5 separate regions of the Homo sapiens genome follow, and all the other regions are linked to region 1. Evidence: chromatin contacts called from ENCODE Hi-C or POLR2A ChIA-PET data. All regions are on one chromosome and are shown on one strand. The core of a region is the stretch at or near the end of the contact, and the rest is flanking DNA. Distances in the headings are between cores, read along the strand shown. Region 1 holds the start of GPR157 (G protein-coupled receptor 157). Region 2 overlaps RERE (arginine-glutamic acid dipeptide repeats). Region 3 holds the start of CTNNBIP1 (catenin beta interacting protein 1). Region 4 holds the start of PIK3CD-AS2 (PIK3CD antisense RNA 2). Region 5 holds the start of UBE4B (ubiquitination factor E4B).

Region 1 (2,736 bases), core at 55-2,554:
GTGCTAAGTTAAAAAAGTCAGACATAAAGGCCACAGAGCATATGAGTCTATTTACAGGAAATGTGCAGAATAAGCAAATCCACGGTAGAAGAGTGGTTGCCAGGGCTGTCGGGGAGAACTGAGGGCTAACAGCTGAGGGATAAGGATTTCTTTTTGGGAGTAATGACAATGTTGTAGAATTACATAATAATGATGGTTGCACAAACTTGTGAACATACTACTGAATTGTTCGGTTAAGAGGGCCAATTTTATGGTATGTGAATTACATCTTAATTACAAAGTTTGAAATTTTTAAAGAAAAAGCCATGCCCTGCCTAGCATTTCATTTTTTAAAAATCACACCTAGTTAGCTATGGTTTTTAAAAAATAGCATGCTTATTTTAAGAAAAGGTGGAAACGCCGGCTTCCCCAAGTCACCACCAACTTGTGAACACGTCGGGATCACGGCTGAAGGAATGAGGATCATACCCGAGAGCTGTTTCTGTTGCTAGTGGAAAGAATGCCTCTGATCCTCACGCCCTTCCACTCACAACACACACAGAAGCTGGCTGAAAAGAGGGAAAGTAATATTAGCCCTAAAAATGCCAGCCCTTCCTCTCACAGGACTGGATGTCCCAGACACCTGGCAAGAGCAGGGGTGGGCCTGGAGGAGCGTGGAGGGACAGGTGCTGGGACCTGGGGGTGCCCTGAGGTAGGGCTTAGGGACCTAGGGGCTTAGGGGCGTGGTGTGAGGGCGTGGGCGGGGCTCAGGAGCCTCGGGCACCGGGTGGAGCTTGGAAGCCTCAGGGGCGTGGCGGGGGCGGGGCTCAGGGCCCGGGGCAACGGGACGAGGAAGGGCACCTGAGCCAGGGTCAGGGCCCGGAACACAGGGGTGTGGCGGGGTGCGTGGGCGGAGCGGGGCGCGTGGGTTAGGCTCTAGGCCCAGGTCTCTGGGCCCTGTGGACAGGGGATCGGGGCGCGTGGGCGGAGCTCTAAGTCCCAGTCTCAACGCGGGGGCACACGGGCGGGGGGGGGGCGTGTGGGCGGGAAGGGCATGTGGGCCGGGGGACGTGTGTCCGGGGCTCGGATTGTGGGCGGGGCTCAGGGCCTGGGACGGCGGGACGGGGCTGGGAGTGTAGGCGGGGCTTAAAGGCCGGGGTACCGGGGTGGGGCGCGGCGCGTGGGCGGGGCTCAGGGCCCGGGATATAGGGGCGGGGCGCAGGGCGTGGACGGGGTTCAGGGCCCGGGGCCCAGATGGGCGGGGGAGCGGCCGGACGCGGGCGGGGCGGGCGCCTGGACGCGAGCCTAGGGCGCCTCGGTGCCCAGACGGCGGCGGCGTGGCCGCACGCGCGGCCCGGCTTCTGTCCTCGCGGCGCTCCGGCTCCTGGCCCCCCACGCCATGCAGCCGTCCCCGCCGCCCACCGAGCTGGTGCCGTCGGAGCGCGCCGTGGTGCTGCTGTCGTGCGCACTCTCCGCGCTCGGCTCGGGCCTGCTGGTGGCCACGCACGCCCTGTGGCCCGACCTGCGCAGCCGGGCACGGCGCCTGCTGCTCTTCCTGTCGCTGGCCGACCTGCTCTCGGCCGCCTCCTACTTCTACGGAGTGCTGCAGAACTTCGCGGGCCCGTCGTGGGACTGCGTGCTGCAGGGCGCGCTGTCCACCTTCGCCAACACCAGCTCCTTCTTCTGGACCGTGGCCATTGCGCTCTACTTGTACCTCAGCATCGTCCGCGCCGCGCGCGGGCCTCGCACAGATCGCCTGCTTTGGGCCTTCCATGTCGTCAGGTGGGTGGCGGTGGCGCTGCTTTTCCAGGAGCCCCCGACACAGGCCGACCCCTCCCGGTCTTGCCCTCCCAGAGGCCGCGTCTAGGTTGGACACCCCCTACCCACAGCAAGCAGTGCCTGCTGGCGCCCCCGAGGCTGTCCTGGGCCAGCGGGAGGAGGCCAGCCTTGCCCGAGATTCGCTCCCTCCCGAAGGAGCCCCGCTGTGCCTGCCCCAGGGCACAGCCCCTTGGGGTAGTGGGGACAGAGTTCGCCCCCAGAGCCGGGCCCTGTTTCCTTGGACGGGGCTGGGGAGGACACTCTGAGCCCCTTGTGACCTGCTTCACTGTGTCCTGGCTGTCTCTGCTGCCCATGGGGAAACAGGCTGGGAGACGAGTTAGGTAACTGTCCCGGGCTGGAGAGCCGGCAACTGCCAGTCCCACGCCACCACCCCACCCCAAGCCACAGTGAGCTTGGTGCACTCCGCCACTCCCGAGCTGCCGTGTCTCTGCTGTACAGTTTACAAAGGACTGTGCTTTTTATTCTGTCTTTGGTCGTTTCTAGCCTCAGGCCCCAGCCCCTTGTATTTCTGTTCTAGATGATCTTGACTTTCCAGAGTTCAGCAATTCTGAGATTGAGGGCAGGGGCGGAGGGCTGGTCTGGGAGTCTCGGAGTCCTCCTGGAGTCTCTCTGAGAGTGGGGAAAAGCCAAGACCTTACTTTGCGATTCAAGCGTCTTTCAAGTAAGCCTCGCTGAAGAGGGTCGGCCCTTCCCTGGGGAATGTCAGGTTTTGAAAATCTCATGGCGTCCTGTGCTGTGCTGAACTGAGGGCAGGAATCCTAGGGGCTGTTTTCCTTTTCTCCTTCTCCCAGATCAGAGCATCAGATACTGCCCTAATTATAGGTCCTTTCTATTAAAAACTTAAGTGCATTCCAAGGACTGCGAGCACAGTCAGCACTTTGGCAGAGACAGGTCACCTGGGTGTCACACGGCAAGGCT
Region 2 (2,742 bases), core at 214-2,713, 600 kb after region 1:
TGAGATTTTTGGATGTTCATGTGTTTGTGGCACGATGTTGAATCTTGAACCTTCCTGTCTTTCTAATTGTTAGAATTAGATTCTTCAAGCTAGACTTGATTGGGCTAGTATTACTTTAGGAAATGTTTTAATTTATTATTTGGGGAATGTTTTATTTATTATTTTTAGTTTCTTATCTAAGGAAGATTAAGCTGTTTGCAGAAAATACAGTTTTCTTTAGCTACCCTGCTCACAATACCATCTACACTGTGTCTGTACCTGTGTGACAAGGCCAAGCACTCCATAACTTTACCCGGATTGTTTGGTCTTTTTCAAAATGTTTAGAGTTTCAAAAAGAAATTTGTGAAGTTGCTTCTCTTAAGTAGCTACTACTATGTTTTTAAATGTGTTGCAGTATTTCTATTAGTTGATCTTGTGTGTAGTCATTCATATCTGTCTTTTGATTCTATTTCTTGGTGATCTTGCTTTTTAAAATCACCATTTACCTTAAAAAAAAAAAAAAAAAGACAAAACTTGCTGTTGTGCTGACAGAGCAGAGAGCATTTAACTGACGCTCCTCCGTGGCTTGGCTTGCTGAGTTCCTGACAGAGCAGGGCATTTAACTGAAGCCTCTCCATGGCTGGGCTTGCTCAGTTCCCTGCTGTTGGCTGTCTTGGATCCCCTTTCTAAGGCCCCACTTCCCTGCACACTAGCTTGGTGTGCAGGGAGAAGCTGCAGAGTCTGTTGGCTGGGCTTTATTTACGGAAACAGCAGGGTTGAGATTGATTGCGTCGTGGAGAGACAGTGTGTGGATGAGGGAGGGTCACAGCACATGCTCAGTCCTGTCAGAGTGAGGGGAAGTTTCTGCGTTCTGCGTGAAGGCTTAGGTCATAGCACAAGCTCAGTGAAAGCTCTATGAGGTCTCTGAGACTGCATGTGCCTCCATTTTGAGTTGTTAGTGTAGAAAAGGGCAGAGTTTTAGCAGAAAGTAAAGGTTCAGGAATCCAGCTAGACTCACCAGAGCCCGTGTTAGTCATGGATGATCCATTCAGCCCCTGCAGGTAGGCTATCTTCCCCTGGCCTCACCGAAACAGTGATGGGTTTTGCTGCTCTTTCTCACTTCTGAAGGTGTTTATGAATCATTTCATCATTCATAGTGCATGTTCCTGAGAGCCTTTAATTCAGCCCTAGCTGGCCATGTAGGTGGTATTGTGAAGCGTAAAATCAGAACTAAGAATGGGGACTACCGGAGAGGCATTCAGCAGATATAGAATGTGAAGCTTTGCGGGTCCCTCTGTCCCTGTCCTCTTCCCCTTACCTCTTCGGCTCGTAGTATAATCTTAACCTCAGTCGTGCTGGGTGTGTGTTGCCAAGCTTGTTTGCCTTCAAGACCTGCAGAGCAAGCCTGCAGGCCGCCCCCTTGCCTTGTGGCTAGTATGGAATGCCTGGGCCGCAGAGCAGCTCTGTTTGGATGTTTTAGGAAGGATGGTAGGTGGGCTTCTATTGGTTGCTTTGAAGGTGGGTGGAACCTTGTTTTGATTGAGAGCCTGTTTGCCAGAGCAAATTATAATTTTTGTGATCTTTTTCTGAAGTCTGACATATTCAGGGAACAGTTGTGAATTATGATTGCAACAATAACACCTTAAAATTGATTTTTTTAAAAATGAAAGGTTATGTCACATCAGTTTTTACTTAGTCTCTTGCCTTCAAAAGGAAGCAGACTCATCTTCCTTTTAGAGCTTATGGAAAATTCTTTGGCAATTAAAAAAAGTATGCATTGACTTTTGTGTTAGAAATTGAAGTTTAGGTATTTTGTTTATTTTTGTATCTGTTTTAGAATCGGATAGCATTTTTTGCATATGTGTATGTTGTCATGTGACTTGGAATTCTATTCTCTTAAATGGAGTAAAAAGAGTAGTTGGTGCTGAGAAGGCAGTCATTGACAAGGCCTCATTTCGTACCCACTGCTTGATAGCCAGACACTAGTTTCTTCTACCCAGGGGAAGTTGTGCTTTTGGGGTGTCCTGTTGCAGAGCAGGTTCAGACAGATGGCTTTCACTGTGGTTTATTTAGGGAGCCAGTCAGAATAAGATTTAGGACAAATTGAATTCTTACCCAAGTAGATATTAAATGAAGTTTTTGAATTATACTGTTTGCTCCTTTTTGTTTCCACTCCTTTTTCTTCTGATAAAGGTTAGAAAAAATTTGAATGCCACCTAAATTTTGTGCATTTGTGAGGATGGAAGAAAGCATACAATATAGAAGAATGTGCAACTGAAAAACCCTCATAGGAAGGAGAAGAAATTTACTATGCATTGATACAAGGAGAAATTCCTTGTGTAAGCTCTTAGTGGTGTAGTGTGAATTTGGAGTGTTGCATGGTCAACTCTTTCCAGGGAGGCCCTTGATTTTAGTGGAAAGTTTTTAGGAAGGCTAATGTTGGTGAATTCTAGTCACTGAAAATATTACTGAAGTATAATCTGTATTCTTACAGATTCAATTTTGGGATTGCAACTAAGGAGATGAATTGTAGAAGGATAATTTAGGGTGTGCGTTTATTATTTTTGTGATCAATTTTTTTACCCATGTGAGGGCTTTCTTCCCATTGTGACCATATTTATTTGGGCATTGCACTGGGGAGTTTTGGGGAGGTACCCCATACCATATAATGTTGCTTCTGGAACTCGCCTTATTTTACTCTGTTTAAAAGCACCATTGCTCTTCCTTCCTGCTTCTTTTAATAAAAGTATCCCTTCAATAGAC
Region 3 (2,700 bases), core at 188-2,687, 780 kb before region 1:
CAGGCCTGTAATCCTAGCATTTTGGGAGGCCGAGGCGGGCAGACCACTTGGGGTCAGAAGTTGGAGACCAGCCTGGCCAACATAGAGAAAACCCGTCTCTACTAAAAATACAAAAATTAGCCGGGGCGCATGCCGGTAATCCCATCTACTCAGGAGGCTGAGGCAGGAGAATCGCTTGAACCCGGGAAGCGGAGGTTGCGGTGAGCCAAGATCGCGCCACTGCACCTGAGCCTGGGCGACAGAGCGAGACTCCCTCTCAAAAACAAAAAAACCCCCCAAATGAGTAAAGAGTAATGTGGATATTATATTATAAACGAACAAACAAAAAAGGACTTCGTATTCTTTTTGCATAGGGAAGGGGAAGAAATGTGGAGTGGAAGAGGATGGTACAGAAAAGGTGTAAAAAGAAAGGCTGTGGGAGGAGTAGGGTAGGAGGGCTTCTGAACTGGGGTTAGTGTCACACTGTGTAACTGATAATTTAAACTGCTGAAAATGAGACCACACTTAAAGATACAGGTCCCTTTAAAAGGAAGGCGGATGTTAAAAGCAATTTGCATTTTACCTAAAATGGGCTGCTTCTCCCTGTACCCTCTCCAAATACAGCCAGACTTTCTGTAGAAACATTTTAATCATGGGCACCCTTCCCCCGAAAAATCCACTCACTACCAGTACACACGACCTTCTGAGTTTAATGGACCTACGGAGGCCCATCCCTGGGCTCTCTGGGCTAGGTTAATCCCAGGTTAGGCCCCAAGCTCAGAGGTAGCAACGTTCCCAGCTCAACGACGCAGGAAGACCACGCCTCTAAATGTTCTGCAACCTCGTCCATTTCAGAATTTTCCGGGGTTCTGGGTAAACTGGCCTCACCAAGGATTCTGCCCCGTCTTGTTGCTCCCGTTTTTAAACACAGACCGGTGTGTGGGAGAGGCCATTATTTTTCCGGAACACTGTGCTCCTGGAGCAGATAGGGACACGCAGAGTGGCTTTACCGCAGCGCCAGCTTCAGCCTTACCCGGCTCCTCCTCCAGGCCACCGCCTCCTCCTCGCGCCCAACCCGCCTTCCCTGCTCACCCCCGGCCCGCTCCTCCCCTTTGCTCTCAGCGCGGACTCGGCCACTCACTACCGGCGCCGTGTTCCACCCGCCCACCGCATGGCCCCGTCCCTATGTCGCTGGTCTCGCCCCCTTCCAGGAGGGCCCAATGAGCGTTCACATGCGCCACAAGGCCCCGCCCCGCACCGCGCAGCCCCGCCCACAGGCTGAGTTAACCAATTCGCGGCCCCGGGCCCCGCCCCGCCCGCAGGCCCCGCCCCGGCGCCCGGCCCCACGCGCCCGCCTCCCTCCGGGGCGTTGCCGCCGCCGCGCCTCAGCAGCCCGCGCGGAGCCAGATGCCGCCCCCTCCGCCGGTCCCTCCCCCGGCGGCCTGGCGCCTCCCTCCCTCCCCACCGCGGTGACTCTCGGAGCGGGAGGCGGAGGCTGAGGCGGCCGCTCCTGCTGCTGCTACTGCCGCCGCCGCAGCGGCTGCTCGGGCTGAGCACGCCCCGGAACAGGCCGCCGCGCGCTGCGCGCCGGACCCGCTGCCCCTGCCGGCCCGGCCGGGTCGGGCGGCCCAGGTAAGCGCCGAGGCCGGGCCGCGCCTGCACCGCCCGGGCCCGCGCCGCGCCGCGCCGGGGCTTGGGGGAGCGGCCAGCCCTTTGTCTGCCGGGGAGGGGCCGCGGAGAGCGCCCCCGACCCCGCTCGGACCCCTGACTGCCCCAGCGGCGCGGCGCCCTGGTCTGGGCCTGGCCGCCTCTCGCCGCAGACCACCTCCCGCCTCCCTGACTCTTCGCCCGGGGGTCGCCTCCACAGGTGTCCGCGCCGCCCACCTTGTTGCTCACCTCACCGCGTCCGGGTGCCTGTCATCGCCCGTCCGCCCTCCCGACCTCTGGGCCCCTGCCTCTTCCCTCACCTGCGCCCACTCTGAGACTCTTACTCTCCATATTTCCCCAAACTAAACGCTGGGCCGCCCTTCCTCCCTCTGTAGTTTGATTGAACTGTCGTCTCCCGATTCCACCCCTCCCCGGTGAGCCTTCCTGGAAGGTACCTGGTGGGGGCACATATCTCACCTGGATGGCGGGCGTGTATGCACGAACCTGCAAAATTAACCACCTGGAGCCCCAAACTGCACCTCTCACCTCCTTTTCATCACCCCACCCCAACCACCTTCCTTTTTTTGGAACCTGGTAACCGAGACACTCAGGTCTGGACACCCAGCCTCTGCTAGGCCCTCCATCCCTCCCTCTGCCTTGTGAGCTGAACTTGTCTGAGCAGTGCCTGTTGTCAGGTTAGCCCCTGGGAAGGCGGCGGGGGCCGTGTTGGCCGCAAATCAAGAGTTTTATGAATAATGAGACGTGTGGCTTGCACCACCTCCTGTCTGAGGATCTCAGTATGCTCCAGCTGTGAATTATTTTGTCTCCTGTCACTCACAGAACTGAGAGGAACATGTCTGGCCAACTGCTGGGTAAATTGAGGTACAGGGTGTGTGGGTAAGGGACCTGGAGGCAAGTCATGGTTTGTCTTGAAGTTCTGTTCGCAGGAGCCTTGGCTCTTAGCTCCCTGCTACAACCACTGGGCTCCAGTTCCTGGAGTGTGTCCCCAAGTGATAACTGATCTCTTGTGCCATTAAAATGTCCAGAGATACCAGCAGCTTCCTCAGATTTAAA
Region 4 (2,700 bases), core at 118-2,617, 560 kb before region 1:
TTCACTAATGCATCTATCCATTACAACGGGCGGTGTGCGTGCAGTAACAACACCGAGACAATCCTTGTCCCGCACTTAAAAAAAACTCTGGGCGCTCCAGTGTTTTTGTTTTTGAGACAGGGTCTTGCTCTGTTGCCCTGGCTGGGGTGCAGTGGTGCGATCATAGCTCACTGTAGCCTCTACCTCTCTGGCTCAATCGATCCTCTCACCCCAGCCTCCCGTGTAGCTGAGACCTCAAGTGCGCACCACCTCACTCAGCTAATTTTTTAAAATTTTTTGTAGAGGCGGGGGTCTAACTATGTTGCCTACGCTGGTCTCGAACTCCTGGGCTCAAGCCATCCTACCGCGTCAGCCTCCCAAAGTGCTCGGCCAGGCGCTCCAGTTTTTATCCAGGCATCTACACTGTAAGATAGATGTTGTTCTCCCTTGGTTGTAAGTGGGGAAGCCGAAGCTAGGCGGGCAGGGACTCTCACCCTCACGTACTCACACAAACACTGTCTGCACAGCCTCTTGGGCAGAGCTAGCGCTGGCACCAGTTTAGTTTGGTGCTGAAACCATACCCCTCTTGCTCTGCAAGAGCCCATCTCCCCTTAGAATATTCTTTCGGGTCCACAGCCCAAGACAAACCTTTGCCACAGGGGAACGCAGAGGAGGAAGCGGGGTGCGAGCACCAGAATCAGCCCTGGCGTGTCCCGCGGGGTGGTAGAAGGTGGTTTGAAGAACACTCCTTGGTGGTCCTAATTGCTGCACGTGAGGTCAAGGCAGGGCCGCCCATCCCAGGCAGATGAGCTCCAGGAGCCTTCCTCGTGCCTGAGAAGACGGCAAGGAGAAAACACTGCCGGCTGGAAGCCCTCGAGAATCTCGAAGAAGCCCAGAATGAAAGGACCAGGCGGCCGGGACTCGGAGCTCCCTAGCCAGGGCGCGCGCAGCCAGGCCTGACGCTTCCCTCCGCCCTCGGCGGCCTCTGCGTCCTCCCAGCACCCGGCAGCCTTGCCAGGGGTCCCGGATGCCCAGAGCACCCCCCAAGGAGGAGAGAGAAGAGAGGGAGTCCAGGATGAGAAGACGGGGGGCCAGGGTGGGAGGGGACACTCCTCTTCCCTGGCCGTCCCTAGAAGTCACACACAGACATTCACTCAAAAAGACACGCATGCAGATGCGCACACACAGACACAGGCGCAATCATGTAAACGGACACACAGAGACCACAGACGCTCGTGCTCATACACGCGCTCTCGCTCTTCACACCCTGCACCAGGTGGGCACTCACCCGCCCGCACCCTGGCTGTGCTTTCACAGATCCCGGGAGAGGGCGGAGCCCGGGCCGGGGGCTGGAGACCGCCCCCGGCCCCGCCCCCACGCCCTCCCATCTCTCCCTCCTTCCTGCCGTCCCCCGCCTGAGGGAGGGGAGCGGTGCAGCAGACATCCGAGGGCAGCTGGGACCCCCTGACTCAGCCGACGGGTGAGTCAGGCTCCCTGCAGGCCACACCGGACCCCCCCAGGGCGGGGATTTCCCCAAGATGAGAAATCAGCCACCGGAAGTCACGCCGGACCTTGGACGGGCAGACAGAGGCTGGGAGGAGTTCTGGGTGCAGAGCCCCCCAACCTGGTAAGTACAATGATCCCAGGGCTAGGACACCAACGAGATTTTCCAAAGGGCAGACGAGCTTCAGCGGTTCCTCCACCCCCATTCCCCACGTGTGGGAGCCCTCCTCCCTAGCGGCCCCGTCCTGCAATCGTCCCCCTGCGCGAAGACTTCCGTTTATCTCCAGCATGGATGGAGGGAAAGTCAAGCTCAAACACAAGGTCCCCATCAGCAATGGAACCCAATGATCCGCTGGGGGTTCAAATTGGGGGTGTCAGGCACGGGTGTCTCTGGAGCCCAGAGAAAAATCCAAGATTCTTTGAAATGGCAAAAGCCCCCAAAAGTGACTTTCTTGTATTGCCACGATGAACTGGAACTGCCCTGACAAACTCTAAAAAGATAGAGACCTTAATAAATTGTGTAGAGAAGAATTAAAAGAGTGAATACAGATGCATGGAAAATCTCTAGAACAGTGCCTGGCACTCATATTAAGTATTGGCTCTCACACATGGATAACAGACACAAGGAGACCAAGTGACTTGCCCCAGGTGGCACAACTAGTTAGTGGCAGAGATGGAGGAAAAACCAGTCTCTGATTCTTTGTTCACAGCTCAGGTACCTTCAGTCCTTTCTGAAATTAAGTGAGAGTATAAATAAAGTCATTTAGTGGATAAATGAATTTTACCACTGTTAAATATCAGAGTAGACCTGGCACAGTGGCTCACGCCTGTAGTCCCAGCACTTTGGGAGGCCAGGGCAGGAGGATCACTTGAGCCCAGGAGTTCAAGACCAGCCTGGGCCACACAGTGAGACCCCCGTCTCTATTTTAAAAAGAAAAGAAAAATCAGAGTAAATTAAGGCGGGCACGGTGGCTCACGCCTGTAATCTCAGCACTTTGCGAGGCCGAGGTGGGAGGATCATTTAAGGCCAGGAGTTTAAGAACAACCTGGGCAAAACAGTGAGACCTCGTCTCTACTAAAAAAAAAAAAAAAAGAAAATTAGCCTGGCATGGTGGCATTTGCCTGTAGTCCTAGCTACTTAGGAGGCCAAGGGAGAAGGATTGCTTGGCCCAGAAGTCTGCGGTGAGCTATGATGGAGCCAAGAAATTAGATTCCTGC
Region 5 (2,700 bases), core at 56-2,555, 900 kb before region 1:
TAAGTACCAGAATATAACTGGAATTCTCTAAACTGTGGAGAAGATACATATTTTGTTAAATATCAAAGAATCTGTCTGTAAACCACCCCTCAAGCAAAAATATATGTTTAATCAAGCTTATACAGTGCAATAACCACACATATCTGGAATTTCAAATGCTTTCTTTAAAAATATTCACCCACCATACATTCTCATTCCATCCAAAATTGTTCTTTAAATTCCTGAAGACACAGACACACACACACTTTAACTTCATGTAAATCTCGCCCTTCTTGTTCGCATACCCTGAAGAAAAGAATAAACACCTCAAGATGCTCTCTCCTCTTGTTCATACCCTAAAAGAACACTCGGAAAGAAGCAAATGGAGTTCAGAATGAAGAAAGAAGGCAACAGAATAAAGGAGAACAAAACCAGAGACCCTATCGGGGAGTCACGTTATTCTTGGAAAATATCATCTCCGTTCCTTCTCCAAGCCCAAAGGCCAGACAGCACTGGCGCAATACCATCCCTGTCCAAAGCGCTAACGAGTTGCCAACTAATCCCTCAAGGTGTCCCCCAACCTCCTCACCTCATCAGCGCTCAGCTCCTCCATCGCTTTCCTCTTAATGGTGAAAGGCGTTAAGGAGAGATCCTTCTGTTCTCGAGACCACGGCGGGAGGAAGGAGAGTGGAAGGTGTCTATCAGGCTGTCTGGTCCCCCGAATGGGGGAGGTTTCAGAATTGCATAGTCAGAGGTTAAAAAATAAGAACACGAGAGGCACTAAACTGCCTTGGCTTCGGTCACTCCAGTCGCCCCACAGACTACTACAGCCGCTTGTTCCCTGAGCAGCCTCCTTTGGCCGCCACTGCTGCTGCTACAGGGTTGTCTTAAGGCGCCACTTATTACCCTCTGCTTCCCAGGTTACCCAGCTAGGCAGCGCGGTCTCCAGTTCGTCTCGTGCCCCGAGCCTGCTGTTTCTTCGTGATAGTGGCGCGGTAGCTGCGTTCCTACAGCAGATCCTGCTCTCCTTCCTACCCTTTGCTCCTGGCGGGAACTGGTCGACTGCAGAGTGGATACCCCGAGGTAAGGCGACCCCACAGCCGTCCTGGCAGAGCCCAGCACTGTAAGGGAAGCCCCTCCCCTCCCAAAGCAGGCCGGCCACGCCCCGCCTCCACGCCGGAGCCCGGGTAGGGGGGAGGGGGAGGATGGGATGCGCGTAGCTCTCGCTGGAAGAGTAAATCCTCCTACCCCTCCACCCCTACTCTTTCCCCCTCGCCCCACCAAGTATTATTCATCAAAACAACAGGGCGGCCATCTTTGAAAGGGATCACGTGACCCCCGTCAGGGAGGCGGGGCTTCTGGCGCCGGGACGTGGCAGCCAATAGGCCGCGGGCGCCGCGCCGCCGAGTTCCTCTCGCCTGCGTCCTCTCCCCGCCTCCGTCCCACCCCGTCCCGCGCAGCCGCGCCGGACGTGGGGAGGGGCAAAGGGAGGCTGGCGGCTGGGCGGGGCGTTGCCACGGCGACCGCGCTGGGGCTGCGGGCGCGGCGGGCCTGAGCCAGGTAGGCTGGCAAGGGGAGGGACGACTCCCAGACTCGCGTCGGGGAAGATCCACCAGAAGGTGGCGCTGGCCCGCGGCCCGGGGGCCCGCCGCGCCTCCGTTGTTCCCAATCGCCTGCTTTTCTGTGACTTGGGGGCCTAGAAACACCTCATCGCTCCCACTGGACTGTGCGCGCCCGCCGCCTAAGCGAGGGAAAAGAAAACGGAAAACGTCTCCTTGACCCCGGGAGCGTGATCTACCGTATTGAGCGCTCATTTTCTGAAACATCTGCCACACACTCTTCCACCTCCTCCAGGAAAGCCCAGTTGGAAGAAAACTCGAACACAAGAACTCCCATTCATTTTATTTTACCTTGGCCTTTTAGAGATACTTCCTGGGTTTTTTTTTTTTTAAGTGTGTTCAAAAAGTATTGGTAAAATTTGAAAGTATAAATGGATGAGAGACCCAAATCACTGAATTGTACACAGCAAATGCAAGGAAGACGTTTGGAGTCAGTGGGGGAAAACCATCCTCCGGTGCACAAGAATACAAATATTTGGCCGGGCGCGGTGGCTCACGCCTGTAATCCCAGCACTTTGGGAGGCCGAGGCGGGCGGATCACGAGGTCAGGAGATCGAGACCATCCTGGCTAACACGGTGAAACCCCGTCTCTACTAAAAAATACAAAAAATCAGCCAGATGTGGCGGCGGGCGCCTGTAGTCCCGGCTACTCGGGAGGCTGAGGCAGGAGAATGGCGTGAACCCGGGAGGCGGAGCTTGCAGTGAGCCGAGATCGCGCCACTGCACTCCAGCCTGGGCGACAGAGCGCGACTCCATCTCAAAAAATATATATATATGTATGTATATATATATTTATAAAATATAAATCTAAGTTGAGCGATCAAAGTAACAGTACCATGAAATTCCAGATTTTGCCGCTGACGAAGACTATAAGTGGATTGGATGGCTCACTAAGCCATAAAGACTGCATTCCAGAATTAAGAGTTACAATGTATTTGCTACATGCTTAAAATAGGAACCTGACTACTAGATATGTAAGGAATTTGTGAGTAAAAATATGTAAGGAATTTGTGAGTAAAAATAAATCACTGCTGGCTTTGCATATTATCTGCTCTCCAGGAAAGGAATTCTGTGTAAGCCAGAACTTGAACCCCTGGTGACA

What was found. A loop is a pair of places that touch in the nucleus more often than their neighbours do. ChIA-PET counts read pairs that join two places held with the same protein, here RNA polymerase II (POLR2A). Pooled maps may share reads with other maps.
Region 2: a loop to region 1 is called in a pooled map, with 2.4 times the contacts of the local background. The contact joins the enhancer-like site here to the promoter of GPR157 in region 1. A Hi-C loop is called at or near these places in 1 of 50 pooled maps. POLR2A ChIA-PET finds 5 or more read pairs at or near these places in 3 of 52 experiments (OCI-LY7, activated T-cell and common myeloid progenitor, CD34-positive).
Region 3: a map of CD8-positive, alpha-beta T cell shows a loop between it and region 1 (6-fold over the local background). The contact joins the promoter of CTNNBIP1 here to the promoter of GPR157 in region 1. A Hi-C loop is called at or near these places in 3 of 168 maps with a recorded cell type or tissue (CD4-positive, alpha-beta T cell, CD8-positive, alpha-beta T cell and naive thymus-derived CD4-positive, alpha-beta T cell), 4 of 37 single-sample maps with no recorded cell type and 12 of 50 pooled maps.
Region 4: a map with no recorded cell type shows a loop between it and region 1 (16-fold over the local background). The contact joins the promoter of PIK3CD-AS2 here to the promoter of GPR157 in region 1. A Hi-C loop is called at or near these places in 1 of 37 single-sample maps with no recorded cell type and 6 of 50 pooled maps. POLR2A ChIA-PET finds 5 or more read pairs at or near these places in 2 of 52 experiments (CD8-positive, alpha-beta memory T cell and K562).
Region 5: a map of CD8-positive, alpha-beta T cell shows a loop between it and region 1 (14-fold over the local background). The contact joins the promoter of UBE4B here to the promoter of GPR157 in region 1. A Hi-C loop is called at or near these places in 3 of 168 maps with a recorded cell type or tissue (CD4-positive, alpha-beta T cell, CD8-positive, alpha-beta T cell and naive thymus-derived CD4-positive, alpha-beta T cell) and 9 of 50 pooled maps. POLR2A ChIA-PET finds 5 or more read pairs at or near these places in 1 of 52 experiments (activated T-cell).

The regions. Positions count from the first base shown.
Region 1 is chr1:9,127,670-9,130,405 of GRCh38, reverse strand. GPR157 (G protein-coupled receptor 157) reads left to right here and starts at 1,304. Exons shown (of 4, transcript NM_024980.5): 1 at 1,304-1,761. The coding sequence starts at 1,379. RefSeq lists an enhancer at 1-16 and silencers at 718-1,037, 1,098-1,447.
Region 2 is chr1:8,524,057-8,526,798 of GRCh38, reverse strand. All of the region lies in intron 7 of RERE (arginine-glutamic acid dipeptide repeats), which reads left to right. Among named protein-coding and RNA genes, the nearest start is that of SNORD128, 31 kb to the right of the region's middle. RefSeq lists an enhancer at 1,389-1,438 and a silencer at 1,255-1,549. Within about 2 kb of position 1,463, at least 38 of the 41 ENCODE cell types and tissues checked have a DNase peak (open chromatin) inside an H3K27ac peak, as active enhancers do; they include OCI-LY7, where a contact is called at or near this core.
Region 3 is chr1:9,909,006-9,911,705 of GRCh38, reverse strand. CTNNBIP1 (catenin beta interacting protein 1) reads left to right here and starts at 1,437. Exons shown (of 6, transcript NM_020248.3): 1 at 1,437-1,611. RefSeq lists enhancers at 1-168, 169-842 and silencers at 990-1,589, 1,600-1,659, 1,830-1,889.
Region 4 is chr1:9,686,241-9,688,940 of GRCh38, reverse strand. It overlaps PIK3CD-AS2 (PIK3CD antisense RNA 2), which reads left to right and starts at 1,367. Exons shown (of 2, transcript NR_126367.1): 1 at 1,367-1,606. The region is part of intron 1 of PIK3CD (phosphatidylinositol-4,5-bisphosphate 3-kinase catalytic subunit delta); the gene reads right to left. RefSeq lists silencers at 733-927, 1,253-1,392 and an enhancer at 1,443-1,612.
Region 5 is chr1:10,031,563-10,034,262 of GRCh38, reverse strand. It overlaps UBE4B (ubiquitination factor E4B), which reads right to left and starts at 1,305. Exons shown (of 28, transcript NM_001105562.3): 1 at 569-1,305. The coding sequence starts at 592. RefSeq lists enhancers at 438-487, 879-1,533 and silencers at 1,048-1,267, 1,298-1,687.